Linked DNA regions of Homo sapiens: regions 2, 3 and 4 are each linked to region 1. The links are chromatin contacts, found by Hi-C in ENCODE. All regions are on one chromosome and are shown on one strand. The core of a region is the stretch at or near the end of the contact, and the rest is flanking DNA. Distances in the headings are between cores, read along the strand shown.

What was found. A loop is a pair of places that touch in the nucleus more often than their neighbours do. Pooled maps may share reads with other maps.
Region 2: a pooled map shows a loop between it and region 1 (20-fold over the local background). The contact joins the promoter of CSGALNACT2-DT here to the promoter of CSTF2T in region 1. A Hi-C loop is called at or near these places in 4 of 50 pooled maps.
Region 3: a pooled map shows a loop between it and region 1 (13-fold over the local background). The contact joins the promoter of ZNF32 here to the promoter of CSTF2T in region 1. A Hi-C loop is called at or near these places in 4 of 50 pooled maps.
Region 4: a loop to region 1 is called in a pooled map, with 11 times the contacts of the local background. The contact joins the enhancer-like site here to the promoter of CSTF2T in region 1. A Hi-C loop is called at or near these places in 2 of 50 pooled maps.

The regions. Positions count from the first base shown.
Region 1 is chr10:51,698,108-51,701,390 of GRCh38, reverse strand. It overlaps CSTF2T (cleavage stimulation factor subunit 2 tau variant), which reads left to right and starts at 1,796. Exons shown (of 1, transcript NM_015235.3): 1 at 1,796-3,283. The coding sequence starts at 1,842. The region is part of intron 3 of PRKG1 (protein kinase cGMP-dependent 1); the gene reads right to left. RefSeq lists a silencer at 668-962 and enhancers at 716-1,404, 1,529-2,108.
Region 2 is chr10:43,136,812-43,140,094 of GRCh38, reverse strand. It overlaps CSGALNACT2-DT (CSGALNACT2 divergent transcript), which reads left to right and starts at 1,702. Exons shown (of 1, transcript NR_186456.1): 1 at 1,702-3,271. CSGALNACT2 (chondroitin sulfate N-acetylgalactosaminyltransferase 2) reads right to left here and starts at 1,650. Exons shown (of 8, transcript NM_018590.5): 1 at 1,528-1,650. RefSeq lists silencers at 1,114-1,183, 1,294-1,793, 1,964-2,023, 2,154-2,353.
Region 3 is chr10:43,647,098-43,650,380 of GRCh38, reverse strand. ZNF32 (zinc finger protein 32) reads left to right here and starts at 1,500. Exons shown (of 3, transcript NM_006973.3): 1 at 1,500-1,579. The region is part of intron 1 of ZNF32-AS3 (ZNF32 antisense RNA 3); the gene reads right to left. It overlaps ZNF32-AS2 (ZNF32 antisense RNA 2), which reads right to left. Exons shown (of 3, transcript NR_047558.1): 2 at 3,172-3,269; 3 at 2,362-2,812. RefSeq lists a silencer at 1,475-1,994.
Region 4 is chr10:58,281,206-58,284,488 of GRCh38, reverse strand. The region is part of intron 2 of CISD1 (CDGSH iron sulfur domain 1); the gene reads right to left. Among named protein-coding and RNA genes, the nearest start is that of CISD1, 14 kb to the right of the region's middle. Within about 2 kb of position 1,693, at least 6 of the 41 ENCODE cell types and tissues checked have a DNase peak (open chromatin) inside an H3K27ac peak, as active enhancers do.

The sequences.
Region 1 (3,283 bases), core at 547-3,046:
AATGGATGTCTTATTTGCAGCTAAACCATCATACTCATGTCAAATCTATTCATTGGAATAGGATACTGAAGATACATAATACAATTTTTTTGCTGAAATTTAAAAGTTTCATAATCCACTTAAGAGGCATATTTCAGAATAAAATAATTCTCTGTTTTGGAATTAAAGCACAGGCTTGGAGCAGTCCAGTCCACAGAAGTATAATGCAATCTATCCATATAATTTTAAATTTTCTAATAGCCACATTTAAAAAAGTAAAATGAAATGAATAACATTAACTTCAAAATAATTTTTTACTCAAATATATAAAAATATTACATTTCGACTTATAAAAAATATAAAATTGATGGGCTATTTTTACTTTTTTTGTATTTGATCATTAAAATCTTTCATGTATGTTACATGTATGGCACACCTCAACCAGTATGTTAAATTTTGACTGGAAATACTTTCTTTTTATTTGTTTTTATTTTTTGTCTTAGTGTTCTTCAAAATGATTTTTATTTAGAACACAATTTATTATTGCAAAAGTAGATTCTATATCCAAGTTGTTCTAAATACTAAAAAAGTTTTCCAATAGCTTACTGAACATTAGTTTTTATATTTAAATAAAAAATGAGATTTAAAATTCATTTCTTCAATCACACTAGCTTCATTTCATATATTCAATACACGTAAGGCAGTGTAGAATTGGAGCTATGCGAGACCAAGCTGGGTTAGAATCCTGACTTGGCCTCTTTCCAGCTGCTTGTCCTTGGGAATTTACCTAGCCCTCTCCAAGCTTCAGTTCTAGCTTCGAATTGCAGGCGGGGAAACACCACACTGAATATGTTTTAACTCCTACCTGCAAAGCTAACAGCAGAAGACAAACACCCGCTATTTGTTTCTCCCTTCATGGAAGTGGTGGACTCACTGCATGATATAATAAAAATCAGAACCAATCAACGTAGGGATAGTTAAGTAAATTTCTTTATTCCATACTCTGAAGCCATAAAATACTAATAACTAATTAATCACTAATTTATTTAATCACCAATTAATATTGAAATCGGTTGTTATTAAGGAAGAAAACCGTAATATTAGGAATAGCACGACGGCTGCCCGTGTGCTCAGGAAAAACCTAGAAGGGTCTGCCACCCATCCATTAACAGCGGTTATAGGAAGCAACAGAATGGGGGCAGGGCCCAGCCGGCACACGCTTCAGTTTATATTTCTTGTCAGTTAATTTCCAAAAACGTTGTTCTAAAAAGGAGATATAATACTGTTTTAGTTTAAGGGGCAAATCTCAAATGTGCTGAAACGACTACGCTTTTCCCTCAGTCTGGAATGTGATTTTAAATCTAGCTTAACTATACTATAATAAAAGGCCACATGAAAATACTTTGTCAGAACGAAAAACACGCCGCCTTAAATCCGCTTTCGGTTGGCGGTTTCCCGCCAGCGGAACGGAAGCAAAACCGCCTTTGACGTCAAGGGAAGAGTCCCCTCCCAGTTACTACGGTGAAGTCTATGCGGCCATCTTTACTGTGGTCATCTCGTACCAAGCGTGTCGTAGTGGGGCTGTTGGGGCCCCACAGAAAGTCAGCGGAACGTGAAATGGGAAAGGAATCATGCGACTCTGTAATAAGAAGCTGACAGAACCATGAAGGATCAGGGACTGAAAGCATTAGATAAGTTGTTAGTGGGATGCAGGTTCCACAGGCAAGCGGAACGATTCAAGCGAATTAGTAAAGTTTCTGCCCGGATCTTGAAAGCCGCTTCCGTTGCTCAGCGGAAGTGTCGGTCGCAAGAGGACAGACGCCTCGAAGAATCCGCTATCGGCTGTCTGCACAACCGGAATCATGTCGAGTTTGGCGGTGAGAGACCCGGCAATGGATCGATCACTGCGTTCCGTGTTCGTGGGGAACATTCCATATGAGGCAACTGAGGAGCAGTTAAAGGACATTTTCTCGGAGGTTGGTTCTGTTGTCAGTTTCCGGCTGGTATACGATAGAGAGACGGGAAAACCCAAGGGCTATGGCTTCTGCGAATACCAAGACCAGGAGACCGCGCTTAGTGCCATGCGGAACCTCAATGGGCGGGAGTTCAGTGGGAGAGCGCTTCGGGTGGACAATGCTGCCAGTGAAAAGAATAAGGAGGAGTTAAAGAGCCTTGGGCCTGCAGCGCCCATTATTGACTCACCCTATGGGGATCCCATCGATCCAGAAGATGCCCCTGAATCGATTACCAGAGCAGTAGCCAGTCTCCCCCCGGAGCAGATGTTTGAGCTGATGAAGCAGATGAAGCTCTGTGTCCAAAACAGCCACCAGGAAGCTCGAAACATGTTACTTCAAAATCCACAACTGGCTTATGCACTGTTGCAGGCACAAGTAGTGATGAGAATCATGGATCCAGAGATTGCTCTGAAAATTCTGCATCGGAAGATACATGTCACACCACTGATCCCAGGCAAATCTCAGTCTGTGTCTGTCTCTGGCCCTGGCCCTGGCCCTGGCCCTGGGCTCTGCCCAGGACCTAATGTTCTGCTGAACCAGCAGAATCCTCCAGCTCCTCAGCCTCAGCATTTGGCTAGAAGACCTGTGAAGGACATTCCTCCTCTGATGCAGACTCCTATCCAGGGTGGAATTCCAGCTCCAGGGCCAATACCAGCTGCAGTTCCCGGAGCTGGTCCTGGTTCCTTAACTCCTGGAGGAGCAATGCAGCCCCAACTTGGAATGCCAGGGGTTGGCCCAGTGCCTTTAGAGCGGGGACAAGTGCAGATGTCAGATCCTAGAGCTCCTATACCTCGCGGACCCGTGACTCCTGGTGGTCTGCCTCCTCGAGGACTGTTAGGAGATGCTCCAAATGACCCACGTGGAGGGACTTTGCTTTCAGTCACTGGAGAAGTGGAGCCCAGAGGTTATCTGGGTCCACCCCATCAGGGTCCCCCCATGCATCATGCCTCTGGTCATGACACTCGTGGCCCTTCCTCACATGAGATGAGGGGAGGGCCATTAGGAGATCCCAGACTGCTAATTGGAGAGCCCAGAGGCCCCATGATAGATCAAAGGGGTCTACCTATGGATGGTAGAGGTGGTAGAGATTCTCGAGCGATGGAGACTCGTGCCATGGAAACTGAGGTCTTAGAGACACGTGTAATGGAGAGGAGAGGAATGGAGACCTGTGCGATGGAAACCAGAGGGATGGAAGCAAGGGGCATGGATGCAAGAGGATTGGAGATGAGGGGCCCTGTCCCCAGTTCAAGAGGCCCTATGACTGGTGGAATTCAGGGTCCTGGTCCCAT
Region 2 (3,283 bases), core at 453-2,952, 8.6 Mb after region 1:
AGCCTCCCAAGTAGCTGGGCTTACAGGCGCCCGCCACCACGCCTGGCTAATTTTTGTATTTTTAGTAGAGATGCGGTTTCACCATGTTTGCCAGGCTGGTCTCGAACTCCTGACCAAGTGATCCACCTGCCTCGGCCTCCCCAAGCGCTGGGATAAAAGGCCTGAGCCACCACGCCAGGCCCACAGTATTCTTAATATCCAAAACACATCATATACAAAAATTGGGAACATAAATGTCCATCAACTGAAGAGTAGTCACATATTATTCAATAGACTATTACACAGTAATAATACAATACCATGAAATAGCATGGGTGTGTCCCACAAACAATATGCTGAGAATACTACGTGATTCCATTAACATGAAGCTCAAAACAGAGAAAACTAAAAGCAGATAAGAGAAGTTAGAATACAGATGGGAAAACAAGGATATAACTGACTTGGAAGAAGCACAGGAAAATAGGATGATGGAAATGTTCTATGGTTATAATTTGATATATCTGGTGGTTCCACAGGGTAATAAGTATGTAAAAATTCATTGAGCTGTACAATTAAGATTCGTGCTCTTATTGATTTCATATGTATTTTATGCCTCGACAAAAACAAAGAGAAAAATGCAGCTTCTAAACTGGTTGGAACTGTGTTTATTTAGGCCAAAATCCTCTGAGCCACAAATACTGGAAATCCATCTTTTTTCATTCTTTTAGTTACATGACAACTTTAAACAAATGGTACAAGAACAATAATACAAAATGAACGCTAACACTCAGTCCTAAAATACTTGGCTTCTTACTTCCAAGATCGAAGCTACTATTTTAATACAACATTCAAAAAACAACATTAATTACCAGACATGAAGGCCCTGCTCCCGCGAGCCTTGAATGACGGTGAAACGTCACGACATCCCATATCTATCTCAAAAGCACGCTAGAAAATACCTCCAAGTTTAACAAGCCAAGGACTCAGGAAGAGAAGCTTCAGATGTATAATCAAACTATCATACCGCCAATACCATCATCACAAACAGAAGTATCACTGTCGTGCTTCCTGCGTTGCTCAAGGGTAGAGTCATTTTTAAGGTGCATTCTCCGACAACGCCAGAGGCTCCCCATCTCCTCCGCCCCACTGAGCCCTCCACGACAGAGCATCTTTACCGGCGCTCGCTCTGCCATCTACAGATAAAGAGGGGCTGAGGGCAGAACTATTTTAACGCGATGACGAGGTCACCACTGATTAAAAAGTTTATCCACTGAGAGGAGCAGAGATGGTGATGAATAGGTAAAAACAAAACGAAACAAAACAAAACCCAACACTGACAAGCGAACCAATCGTCTCTGGCCGCGCTTTCCCTAAAACCGGTGCCGACTCCGGCAGGCTCATCCCTGAGAGACAGGGCCCCCCGCAGGACCGGTCCGCTAGGCGACCCCACCCGACCACACAGGAGCCCGCAGCCCCGGCGCCCGCACCGCCCGGGCCGGAGCCGGCGGGAGTCGCGGACCGGCGGGCGAGGCCGGGCCAGGTACTCACCGCGCTCGCCCGCTCTGCGCTCCACCGCCTCCTGCGCCGCGGGGACACCCGGGCGGCGCCTCACGCCTTGGGCCCGCCGCCGCCTCAGCCACCCACCCCCGGGCGCGCCGCCGCGCCTGAGAGGCCACTTCCGGCGCGCGCGAGGAAATGAAGCCGCCGCGCGCCCGCGGCCCCGCCCAGGAAGCTCCGCCACTGGCAGCTGGGTACCGATTCATCACCGACGTGTTTAAAGTATCCGTGTGTGTGCCTCCAAAAACCGTTTGTGGAGACAGCAGAGTGCCCGAGGCAGGAAACCGCTCCGGCCTGGAGGCGCCCCTGCCCGGACTCGTGGACTGCAGCGCTGTCCCGCTCGGAAGCCGATCCTGGGAGTCCGAGCGGGGCCGCGGGGCCTGCGTGGCAGCCGAGTCGAGGGCTTCGGGCCGCGGGGCTGTGGAGCGCCCCTTGGCGCTGGGCCGCCGGCAGCCGTGAGCGCATCACTGCATTTCCCTGGAGGAATTCCTCATCTGTTGAATGAGGGAGTTGAGGCGGACACGCTGGGAAATGGCTTCGAGCTCACACACTGATTTTCGTGAGTGGAAAGAGAAGCCCTTTCTTAGGCGTCTTCCATACCACTGCATGTTCCAGGGTCCTCCCTGGGCTCTCTGTCTCCCACGCCACCGCGAGCACGGCCTAAGCGGGCGAGCGAAGGCGCGACGGCGCCGAGAGCCGGCTGTGGTGGGTGCCGGGCGCGTCACCGCGGGCTGGCGGGGGAGGGGACGCTGGGAAGCTCTCCAGAAAGAGGAGCCGCCACCGAGCAAATTCCCATCTGCCACGCACCGCAGAGCCTCGCCCTCCGCCGCCAGCATTTTCTTTCTTTGTTCTCCTAGCCCTACAAACGCTGGGTTTCCTTTCTCATTCGTGGACTTTTTTCCCTGGATCCTTCTTACTGCTCCTACCCTGTGGCCGCACGTCTGGCAGATGCGCGGCGGGCGCTGCCTGAACCCCCGAATCCTCACAAGCCTCTGTGCAGCGGCCACGGCCCTCAGCTAGCGGCGGGGAGACTGAAGCCGCAGGGTCAGGGTTAGTTGCCACATGTTTTAAATTCCTATCCAAACTTCCATTATAATTGTTTTTATTTATTTATTCATCTATTTTTTGAGACAGGGTCCCGCTCTGTCGCCCAGGCTGGAGTGCAGTGGAGCGATCACGGTTCACTGCAGCCTCCCCACCTCCGACTCCAGCGATCCTCTCGCCTCAGCCTCCCGAGTAGCTGGGACCACAGGTGCATGCCACCATGCCCGGCTAATTGTTAATATTTTTTTTGGTAGAGATGGGGCCTCCCTCTGTTGCCTAGGCTGGCCTTGAACTCCTGGGCTCAAGCGATCTTCCAGCTTCGGCCTCCCAAAGTGCTGGCATTACAGGCGTGAGTCACCCCGCCTGGCAAGAATTGTTGTTTTGAAACTAACTGAGGTTCTCCCATCAATGGATTTAAATTGTTACTTTTTAATGATTTTTTTTTAAGTAGCCAAATACTAAATGTATGTAATTTGAATGTGGAGAGAAGATAATGCATGATTCAAATTATGTGGCTGATCATGGGTGATACACTGGGATATAGTTGTAAAATAAGTAGTTCTCCTAGGGAAAATATTAAAGTACAACTGTGTTGGGTTTAATATCAGAAAAATGTAATTAAAAACATTTCCTGCCAATAATTTCCAATCTGATACTTAAACAAAACAAAACAATAAAAGTTTCCCATCTCTTTCGGGCCTTT
Region 3 (3,283 bases), core at 251-2,750, 8.1 Mb after region 1:
AAAGTGACGATGGTCCCCCCTCACAGCCACCTTTTCCCACCAATGCTTTGTCATGTACCTTCACGGCAGGATCTGAAACTTGTCCTAGTGTCCACAGCCGGTCTTGACCTTAACAGAACCTATGTACCCTTGTGTGAAGCAGAGGCCGCAGCCTTAGGACTCTGAGCCTTGGCCTTTGCTGTGTGCCGCCCTCCACCCCTTTCTCAGACTTGGGAGGAGTGAGGAGAGGAGCCACCTGGGGCAGTTCAGGAATGGGGAGCTTCAGGACAGTTTGCACCACACACTCTGGGACTTAGCTGTGCAACACCCCGACCCCCATGTGAGGAAGGTGGTGTTTGTTTGCTCCACCAGACTGTCAGCTCCTCCCTAGGAGCACGGAGTGTGTCTTGCTCACATTCGTATCCCCAGTGTCAGCACTTAAAATGGATTCAACGGATAAATGTTGAATGAAATTCAGAAATGATGTGCAATAGTAAAAGCTAACATTTAGGAATCAACTTATTACTTACAGACACCTTTGCATATTGAGTGAAATTAAGTTGTTTGATTTAACAAATCTGTGGCTTTGGGGTAGAGAACAAGAACATAGCAAGAGGAAGCATTCTTTATTAGTCCTTCACGAAAGAGGATGGACAGACACATCTACGGAGAGGGGCTCCAGAGGCAGGGACCCAGAGATACACCCGGCCAGGCAGAACAGCTCCAGGATGTGGCCCCGATCCTGGAAAAGTGCGTTTAAAAGAGGCTTAAGGCATATCAGACAGCCTGGCCAACATGGTAAAACCTTCATCTCTACTAAAAATACAAAAAAATTAGCCAGGCATGGTGGCACAGACCTGTAGTCCCAGCTACTTGGGAGGCTGGGGCAGGAGAATCACTTGAGCCCAGAAGGCGGAGGTTGCAGTGAGGCGACACCGTGCCACTGCACTCAAGCCTGGGAGACAGAGTGAAGGAAAAAAAAAAACAGGCATTATTAGAGAGGCTTTATCTCCTACGTGTTCAAAAGCAACCATGCTCCTCCCAGTATCTCAGGACGACTGGACTGCCTGTGTTCCTGTTGCTCTTCACAGAAGCTCCATGAAAGCGGGCTTCGCTTTTGTTCATGCAGCCAGAGGCTCAACACATGACCTCGAAGCCGCCAAGGCTTTATCAAACGGATTTCTCCCAAAAACTTCGTTTCCTTCCGCGACGCCCTGCAAGAACCCTGTATTCCTGAGTCCCTGGCTCAGCGTCTGCTACCCCGATGCTGTCAATCAGATCCTGCTAATCTGAGCGGCCGTGGCTCCGTCCCGGCTCCGCGTCCGCTGACAGGTCACCGCTGTGAGTCTCCGGATTACCAGTCCAAACGGGACGGCTTGAGGTCCCCGCGCCCTAGGGACCTGCGGGGCCCGAGCGCAGGGCGCGCCAGAGAACTACATTTCCCACAGAGCTCTTGGGAAGCCGGGGCCGCCGAGACCCACGGCCCGGCGGGCGGGCTCGCGGGGAGACTCCTGGGAGTTGTAGTCCATTCCGCCGGCGCCGGCGCTGGCGCTGCTGCGGGCTCGGCGCCGGCCTTTGTCTGCGGGCACGCGCCGCTGCGGTGAGTGAGGCCGCTGGCCGGGTCAGAGCGCCGGGGCAAGGCGGGGCTGCGCCATCAGACCGCTGTCCCGGGCCCTCCGTGTGGCCGCCTTATGCCAGCGGCCGCCAAGGAAATGAGCAGGCCTGGCCGGCCCGGGCCCCGAGGGAGGCCAGCCGCGAGCGGAGAGGTCGGCGGTCCGCAGAGCAGGGTCCCGTGGACCGGAGAGCGGGATGCCGAGGTTCAGGACGCAGGGCGGGCCCGGTGCCCGGGGCCCGGGGCCTGAGGCGGGAGGGCAGCGTCTGCGGAGAGGAGCAGGGCCCATGGCGTCGGGGCGTGGGAGGGGGAGGCCGCGGCAGGCTCACCCGGCCTCCGTGCGGGCTTCAGCGAGTGCGGGAAGCCGGTGCCGGCCTTCCGGGGTGGGAGGAGAGGCAGCCCCTGCGGGGGAGAGTAGGAAGCCAGGCAGCGTGTGGGAAACCACGCTACCCACAAGCTCCTAAACCTGAAACTGGCCCCAGGACATTTTCCAGACCGCCAAGTGTACCCCTCTTCTCATCCGCCCTCCAGAGGACGCCGGATTTTAGATCTTAAGTCTGGTGGTCTCGTCTGATACTCCTCTTGTTTGGTTCTTTCCTTCTCATTGTCCTACCTGATAGGACAGTGTTAGTAACCTGTTTAATAAGTGGGGAAGCAGAGTCAGGGCTGCTGGGTTACTCGCCCAAGATCATATCCTGGGGGAGCCACGGCAAGAAGCCAAGACTCACGGACTACTTCTAAGCTTTTTCCAAAGGATATAGTAGCCTTTCTAATAGGAAAATCAATGTTTTTAATTATAAAGCCACTTTTACAAAATCTTGGGGAAACTGCTTCCTCAGACCTGTGATCTAGGGAGAAAAATATGACAATTTCTCCCTTACTAATCACGGAGGTCCCTGATAGGCGGCGGAGTTGTAACTTGAAGACCTCACAGCAGGTGGAGAGGCAGAGCTGTGAATTCTACTCTAATTTCTGGAATCCCCGGCGACAGAGTCCAACCCCAGGCAGCAGGCGCCATGTACCCCAGGGACTTTTAATGTGTGTGCAGCTGTTGAGCAAGAATACCTTGAACTTCCAAATGATGTGCTGGCATGCTGGTAGGGAATTCCTTTGCAGCTTGTGTTCCAAGTTGGAAGTGAGTCCTCCAAATAAAAATTTAAATGATTCTCCTGGTCATCACAGCATGTAGCAGAATGTGCAGTTGTCAAGAAGAACCAGGTGCTTAGGTTGACAAAACAAAGAATGGTAGCATCATACTATTATTTCATTAAATCAGAAGGCCAGCATTTTGATAGGACAAATTAGAGGGAAACAAGGAGTATGCATTGAACCACTGCATTTCTTAAAAGTATAAGAATTCAGTAATTAGGATCCTGAAGTAAGAAGAAATATTTTTTTTAAAAAATAGATCATGTGGGCCAGGTGTAGTAGCTCATGCCTACATGTCTTGGGAGGCCGAGGCAGGAGGGTCACTTCAGGCCAAGAGTTGGAGACCAGCCTGGGCAGGATAATGAGACCCGATCTCTACAAAAAAAAGTTAAAATAATTTTTAAAAATTAGCCAGGCTTGGTGGTGCTTACCTGTAGTCCTAGTTATTTGGGAGGCTGAAGTGGGAGGATCCGTTGAGTCCAGGAGTTCAAAGTCACAGCAAGCTGTAATTGAGTCACTGTACTCCAGCCTGGGCAACAGAGC
Region 4 (3,283 bases), core at 444-2,943, 6.6 Mb before region 1:
TATAATGCAAACTAGGTGTTAAAAATAATTTTGTGCAGAGACGTATTTTTTAATAGTACTTTTTATATCACTTAACCCTAGGAATTACTGCCTTATGTGTCTTGCTTTATTTCTGATCTATGCAGGAGAAAGATAATATGTGGTGGGTATACAGTTTTTTTTTTTTTTAAGAGATTAAATTAGATTGCACAGTGGTGCAATCGCAGCTTACTGAAGCCTCAATCTCCCAGGCTCAAGGGATCCTTCCATCTCAGCCTCCTGAGTAGCTAGGACTATAGGTGCATGCCATCACACTCAACTAATTTCTGCATTTTTTTGTGGAGACAAGGTTTCACTACATTGGCTGTTACATTCTCAAAGTGTTGGAATTACAGGCCTAAGCGACTGTGTCTGGCATTATATACTTTCAAATACAATGTAGGAAGTACAGTAATTTTTACATTAAATAATGTACAAAAATATGAGAATTTTATTAACTTTTTCATTAAACATTTTGAAATTTGTTAAATTGTTTTAAATTATGAAAAAAACACAAAGAATATTAAATTCAGTTCGTGTAGTATTGATACTTAATTTATTCTAAGATGTCAGCGTTTGTTTATTAACAAATCCTGGAAAAAGTCTGTAAATCAAATTTCCTTTATGTCCAGAAAACATCCTTTTATGTTTGTTAACCCAATTTGAACACTACAAATCCCAAATATCTTTAAAAGTGGGGGAAGAAAGGGTTAGAAGAAGTTGGAATAAAGCTTTAGTAGAAAAAACAGTGGAGGTCCTTGCTCTCCACCTGGAAAGCTAGCAATGCTATATGGATCTTCATAAAAACACAACATTTCTTTTTAATGGCCCCACATCTCAAGTTATGCCTCTGTTTTAATAAATGCTCCTCTTTGACTTATCTCTTCCACCTGAAACAATTTTCTTTTAAAGACTATCTTCCTTCTCTGAACTTCGTACTTTGTATTAGAGTTTTGATTTTCTGTCCCAAGGAAGTTGCCTGGCACCATTTTGGCTCATTACCATAAACTGTCCAGAAAAATATGCTTGCTTTGGTTGAGAACGAAAACGAAGTAATGAGATTTTTGAGACTAACCTAGAGATTATGACATTTTATACCATTCTTATGTACCTATTTCAATAAACCTAAGACAGTAGCTATAATATGAAAATGTACAAAGATAAATTAAGATTTTTATAAGACTGTCTTTATGTGGATTGGCCAAGGAATGTCACCAACATTCAGAATATCGTTTTTATGAAGAAAGACTCAGTAAAATGCACTTCTAAGCCATTAACAGGATGGAGGATTTCTCTTTTTCCCCCAACACCCTCCCGCCAAAAAAAAACACCCAGGATCAAGCCTACTACCAACGACAAAACAAAAGTATCATTAACTCAAATCTTACCCTGTAAATGAAAGAAAATGAGTCTAAACATGTCCAGTTGCATTTCATTTCAATTTCAGTTCAGCTCCTGATGTTAACTGGTAAGACTTTCCTCTCTTTCTTCTTAGTCTGTATTCTTTTGCTGTCCTTGTTTGAACTGCCTCCTAGGTGGCCGTCATACAACTCAGCAAGTGATGTAACCAACCTGAAGTTGCAGGGAAAGGAACCTAGCAATACTACATCCCATACCCTTCCCTCTTACATCAGAGTCCTTTCATCTTCTTGTTTCGAAAGTAAGACTATCTCTTCCTTTTTAAGGCTGAGTTTCACATCTGTGCTGTTACTCTCATTTCCTTCCACCCTTTGTCAAGATACCGCTGACTCAAATAGTATCTTTCCCTGTAGTCACTTTAATCATTTCCTCTATACTGGCTCCTTTCATTCTCACTTCAAATATGGATAGCCCTTTTGTGAAATACAATTGGCCCCATCTGTATCTGTGGGTTCCACATCCATGGATGCAACCAACTGCTGATAGAAAATACTCGCTAAAATAATTGTATGGGTACTGAGCATGTACACTTTTTTCCTTGTCATTATTCTCTAAACAATACAGTATAACAACTATTTACATAGCATTCACACTGTATTAGGTATTATTTGCAATCAAGAGATGACGTAATAATTTAAAGTATACAGGATTATGTGCATAGCTTATAGGCAAATACTGTCATTTTAAATCAGGGGCTTGAGCATTCTCAGATTTTGGTATCCATGGGAGGTCCTGGAACCAATCCATGGACACCGAGGGAAGCCTGTACTATAAAATAAACCAATTTCTGGGCCGGACACAGTGGATGACACCTGCAATCCCAGCACTCTGGGAGGCCAAGGCGGGTGGATCACTTGAGGTCAGGAGTTCAAGATCAGCCTGGCCAACATGGTGAAACCCTGTCTCTACTAAGAATACAAAAATTAGCCAGGCATGGTTGTGCATGCCTGTAATCACGGCTACTCAGGAGGCTGAAACACGAGAATTGCTTGAACCCAGAAGGTGGAGGTTGTAGTGAGCTGAGATCACGACACTGTACTCCAGCCTGGGTGACAGAGTGAGACTCTCTCAAGAAAAAGAAAAAAAAAAAAAGCCAAGCCAATTTCTGAAACATCAGATGACATACCAATGCTGGCAAGAGAAGCACTGGACAAAAGGGAGGGATATGTTTTTAAAAAATGTAATTTCTGCACATTACTAAGAAATCTGATTCATTAGGGTTGGGAAACCTGCTCAAGATGTTACAGACACACAACAGGTTACTAGTGACTGCACCTTAAGAATGAATTAGATTTGAAATTTGTATCGCATATAACATTTTTTCCATTGGTAAAATGATGTTTAAATTTTGTTATAAATACAACTGGTTTGTATGAGGGAAAAATTACTGACTATAAACTCAATGTAGCCACTTAATCAAAGGTATTAATTAGTCTTTGTGAACTGGCGTTTAAGTGTGTGACTTGGCACCTGTGTGATAACCTTAGAACCACAGGAATGTGGGGAGTTTCCAAAAGTCTCTGAAGAATAACAACATTTGTTAACTTGGGTAATATTCAAAGCAAACTGTTAATTGATTAATGCAGGAATAAGTGCCCAAGATGCAATGAAAATTCAGAACTGACAAATTCAAGACACAAAGAGGATCACTAAACAGCATAAAAGATAAGCCAGAGGGGGAAAAAAAGGCATGAGAAAACTGGAAATAAAATGACTGGTCTCATTCCCTCTCTTAGTCCTCTCTCAGTCCACCTACAGGAAATGGCAGTCCCTGGCCTAACCATCTGGAAACTCTAAATTGTAAAATGAAAGAATAATCCTGGAATGTTTTGAATTATAAAGTCTA